2 separate regions of the Mus musculus genome follow, and region 1 is linked to region 2. Evidence: chromatin loops called from intact Hi-C (ENCODE). Cell type or tissue: left cerebral cortex. All regions are shown on one strand.

Region 1 (2,500 bases), 48 kb after region 2:
TGTTGACCTAGGATTTTCTGTGTGAATTCCTGTGTCACCTGTAAATGACGATACTTTGGTTTTATGGGGCTGGAGCGCAATCCCAGGACCTGCTCGTGCTGTGCGGGTGCTCTGCCACTCAGTTACAGTGCTGCTCCTTTAAAAAGCAGCTTCACAAGCCTGGGGTGGTGGCTGCACGAGCCTTTAGTCCCGCCCGGCACTTGGGAGGTGGGTCTAGCCTGGTCTACACTGAGAGTTCCAGGACAGCTAGGCCTACATAGTGAGACTCTGTTCCAAAAAAAATAGACAGGCATAAAATTGTCTTACATGAATTAGATTTCTTTTCCTGGGGTTTTGGGGATGGAACCCAGGGCTTCAGGCATGCTAAGCAGTGCTTCAGTGTGAGATGCACCCCAGCTGTCTTTTCTGCCAGTTTTTATGGCTTTTTCTTGTTGTATGCTGTGGTGTTTCTAGAGTAGTGCTAAGGTCGTGTGTCACCCAGAGGAGTGATGCTAACTCTCAGGACAGTGACATCCCCTTGTGGTTCTAGTTTGCTGAGCATTTGTGGGTTTTGTTTTGTGAGTCTCCGTGGGTAAGTGGGTAGACCCCGTGCACATTTTCATGGGACTTCCCTTCTCTGTTTTGACAGCACGGCACATGCATGGCCTTCTGTGTGCTCAGATTCAGTTTGCTAGTGTCTTGATAACATTGCAGACATCTGTGTGGGTGGAGGCCTTTACTTTTATGTGTGTGTGTGTGCACGCGCATGTGTATATGGGAGAGCGTGTGAACATCTCCCCAGTCACCCACACTCATTTACAACCCAATAATATTGGGTGCTGTAAGGACCCACCACCACGTTTTGTCCGTCAGTTATGGACACTTTTTCTGCCTGTGCCAGTCAGGATGTGGGGCACGGGACACCAGCAGTCTCTGACAGAGTGTATGTGCAGCAGAGGTAGGCCCCATCTGCTTTCCTTTTCTTTTGCCTTGAATTCGAGTTTTCAGGCTGGTTGTGGGGTGCATACCTGTAAACCCAGCACCCGAAGAACTCAAAAACCATGAGTTTGGGGGCTATATAAGGAGGGTGTCTTCAATTTTTTCTCCTGACTTAACACTGTGTGTGGGAGGGTTAGTATTGCCCGGCTCATCGCTGTTACCTAGGGCTCTCTTAGGAGTTGCAATTGGGCAGGGTAAGCAGCCCCTGGGCTCAGATGGGGCACCACAGTGATGCACTGGAGCTGTCCTTGCCGTTGCAGGCCTCCACGAGGAAGTGGACTATTCCGAGAAACTGAAGTTCAGTGATGATGAAGATGAGGAGGATGTTGTGAAGGATGGCCGGTCAAAGTGGTGAGTCCCCTCTCTCCAGTTCCTAGCGTGGGGCTCTCAGCCCCACACAGGCTTGTTAGTGCTGCTGCCTGGCGGACACTGTGCTAGGAGCAGTTCCTGGTTTCCATAGCAGCGGGAATGAGGCCCATTCAAGACAGCATGCAGGAACCGGTCAGCATGCATCAAGGCTCGACTGTCTGCTCCTTAAATGTCTGCACGTAATTTCCCACTGATGGTCGCAGGTGTGGCACCCTGTAAAGCTTTTGTGGGATACCACTGAAGGCTCATCTTTGTTAAGCACAAACTCTCAGAGGCCAGCCTCTTCAGCAGTGCACTGCAGCCGTGCTGCAGGTGTGTGCACACCAGGTTGCCTGCATTCACTCTGCCTCCCCCCCCCCTCTCTCTCATCCTTTCCACTGGACTAATTTTACTTAATGCTCTTTGGAAAATCCGACATTGTACTAGAATTCCCTTACGATTTTATTTTTATTGTTTTAAAATTGTGTGTGCGTGTGTGTGCCTGCGAGATTGCAGGTGCCTGCAGAGGACACAGGCATCGGGACCCTGGGGCTGGAGTGTCAGGTGATTGTGATTAACCAGAGGCATCTCCCCATGGCTGTTTTTATCTTAACATCAGCAGTGGTTTCTGGCTTGGCATTTTGGGTGTCAATATCCGCAGCACATCTTGCTCCCAGAGTGCACTTGGAGCTTTGAGGTCTCCTCTGACAGCTTCCATATTGTTTATGCATGATTGGCCCACAGGGGTCAGTCAGTGTGTCTCCTTCCCTTTGGCCTGCCTCCTATGGTGTGTCCTTCACGCAGCCCTCCTTGTCTCCTAAGATCCCACTTTGGTTCTGGGAGGCCAAGACCATTTCTCAAAGGTCAAGTCAGAAGTCATTAATATTCTTTTCCTTTTTTTTTCTTTTTCCTGTTTAAATTTGAGACAGTGTTTTTCCCTGTAGCCCTGGCTGTCCTGGAACTCACTCTGTAGACCAGGCTGGCCTTGAACTCAGCGTTTGCCTGCCTCTGTGTGCTAGCAGCCTGGTTGGCAACTGTCTCCTTTTCTACACTGGTGGGCTTCCTATATCCACCGTGGCGATTGTTTAGTGTCTTCCTTTTGCTCTGTTGTAGAGCCTTGTTGGGCACCTGCCCTAGGCTTGGCCAAGGAGGGAAATGGCAGGGAGCCTGGAGG
Region 2 (2,500 bases):
TTCTTGAATGTTATTTTTAATTGCTAGGATATCTGGAATAGATAAGGAGAACCTAGCACTGCACAGTAACCTCGAAGGGAGCCAGTCTCTCTCCCAGGCCTTTTGTTCTGCATTCACACGAATACACACCCAAGTGGGGTGGTTTATGTCATGTTTTAAAAAGGGTGAAGTGGCCGGGCAGTGGTGGTGCAAGCCTTTAATTCCAGCACTTGGGAGACAGAGGCAGGCAGATTTCTGAGTTTGAGGGCAGCCTGGTCTACAGAGTGAGTTCCAGGACAGCCAGGGATACACAGAGAAACCCTGTCTTGAAAAACAAAACAAAATAAAACAACAACAAAAAAAGGTGAAGTGTCTATACGGTGCACTTGTTATGGAAGGGAGACCTTGCTGTGGAATGGTGCAACGAACCACTTCTGCCGTACCACTTCTGCCGTACCACTTCTGCCGTACCACTTCTGCGTGTTTCCTGCATGTATCTTGCCACTGGGATCCCCCTCTCCCTCCACACATTCTAACAGGTCAGGACTGTCAGGCTGTCAGGTTTGTCTGTCAAGAGGCTCTAGAGCTCTGGGGGTGGTGGGAGCAGGATCCAAGTTCAGTCCCTCTTCTGAGCCCCCCTCCCTCTCAGGTCTGCATCCCCTGCCTTTTAGGGTGCTGAGTCCTCCCCATTCTCCCCACCCTTTTGCATTCTCACCCCAGAGCTCTCCCTGGGGTCCCCTCCCAGTCTATGTCTGCTTCTTTCAAGAGCCCCTCCCCCACCCATGGAGGAGGCCTTCTCCATGGGTGGGGGTGGTCTTCAACCAGATCCACTCTCCGTTGAGATTCCTCTTCACCAGGAGCCTCTCTCCATGAAGACCCCTCTGATTTGGGACCCCATCTCCATCCATGTATCTTGCTACTGGGATCCCCCTCTCCCCCCAGTTCCTTTACTTTTTCTCCATTTGAGCCGTCCTCTCCATTGCAGCCTCTTTGCACCAGGGCTTCCTCCTTCTCCTGGTTCCTTTCCACCTAGGCCCCTTCTCCATCAAAGTCCCTCTCCACCAAGGCCTCTTCTCCATCAAGGTCCCTCTCCACCAAGGCCTCTTCTCCATCAAGGTCTCTCTCCACCTAGGCCCCTTCTCCATCAAGGTCCCTCTCCACCTAGGCCCCTTCTTCATCAAGGTCTTTCCATTTGGGCCCCTTCTCCACCTCGGCCTCCTCTCCACGTAAGCCCCTTGTCCATCAAGGTCCCTCTCCACCGCGTCCCCTCTCCAGCCGAGCCTCCTCTCCATCTAGGTCCCTCTCTTCCGCAGCCCCTCTGCACCGCGGCCCAGCTCGCTCCCCGCGCTCTCCCTCCTCCTCTCCCCCGCCCTCCCTCCCGGGACAGGGGCGACGCAGCAGGGGGCGCTGCGCGGGCCACCGTGCGGGCGGCGGGCGGGGGCGGCGCGGAGGCGGAGGCGGCGGCGGCGGGGGGCGGGGAGCCGAGCGCGGGCGGGAGGCGGCGGCGAGCCACAGCGCCGAGGCTCCAGCGAGCGCCGAGGAGCGGGAGGAGGAGGAGGAGGCAGAGGCAGGAGCGCAGAGCGCCGAGCCCCGCGCCGCCGCCGCGCAATCCGCCGCCATCCGCCGCCCCCGCGCCCGGCCGCCGCCCGACCGCCATCGCCCGGGCCCGTCGCGCGCGGACGCAGACCAGGTGGGCCGGGGCCGGGGCCAGGGCAGAGGCCGGGGTTGCGCTTTGTCTCCGCGGCGGTGCGCTGCGGCGGGCGCGGGGCTGCGGCCTGGGCGGCCTGCTCGGCGCTCCCCAGCTCGCCATTGTTGTGTCTTCGCGGCCAGGGCGGGAGGACGGCGGGCCGAGCGGGGCTGGGCAAGGCTCGGGGTCGGGATCGAGCCCGAGGGCTCTCCTGCGCCCGGGGACGGCGGCCTTGTCGGCCGGGGTGGGGGACGCGGGACCCCGAGGCCGCCCGGAACCGCAGGCCGAGCGCCGCCCCGGCTCGGGTGGGTTCGGCTGAGGGAAGCGGGGTGGTGTTTTCACGGCACCCGGAGCCGCTGCTAAAAATGTTTAATGATAAACAGGATGTCGCTGCTCGGGGCCTGCCAGATTGATTTTTTTGTTTGTTTCTTTTTCTTCGTCTACCTTTTAAGAGAGAAATGCAGACCTATTGAGATAGATGGTGGGCCTCTCTGGAGAGGATCTGCCTGCATAAAAGTGGACGCTGCTGCTTTCCTTTCTTCTTTGTAAATATCGTGGGGGGATGAAGCCCACTGTTAGGCAAGAATAGGTGTCGCCCCCCTTCCCCAGGCAATGGTGAGCTTGAAGGAAGTGGGAGAAGGGGGGCGCCGATGCTCTCCGGAGTGTGTCATTTGCTAAATGGCTGCCTGGGAGAAACCTTTATAAAGCTGTCTTTTGCAGGGTAGTTAAATTTCACCTACGTTTTTTCTTTCCTGGAAAGGTTAGCGTGTATTTCGGTGTGTTGTCTGTTTGCGTTGTATATCTCACTTGGGTTTTCTGTCCGTCTGTCTGAAG

What was found. Peaks named below come from ENCODE experiments on the same cell type or tissue, not always from the same donor. Only the 100,000 strongest peaks of a DNase experiment are listed, where the experiment ranks them.
Region 1: it touches region 2 in a loop (1.9-fold over the local background); 12 of 42 quality-filtered maps call a loop at or near these places.

The regions. Positions count from the first base shown.
Region 1 is chr2:32,197,763-32,200,262 of GRCm38, forward strand. It overlaps Prrc2b (proline-rich coiled-coil 2B), which reads left to right. Exons shown (of 32, transcript NM_001159634.1): 10 at 1,239-1,329. Among named protein-coding and RNA genes, the nearest start is that of Gm22192, 23 kb to the right of the region's middle. In left cerebral cortex, a CTCF peak has its summit at 1,399; DNase peaks (open chromatin) are centred at 661 and 1,454.
Region 2 is chr2:32,149,623-32,152,122 of GRCm38, forward strand. It overlaps Prrc2b (proline-rich coiled-coil 2B), which reads left to right and starts at 1,526. Exons shown (of 32, transcript NM_001159634.1): 1 at 1,526-1,669. In left cerebral cortex, a CTCF peak has its summit at 1,357 (motif pointing right); DNase peaks (open chromatin) are centred at 1,279, 1,550, 1,813 and 2,348; H3K4me3 peaks cover 1,652 bases; H3K27ac peaks cover 1,618 bases.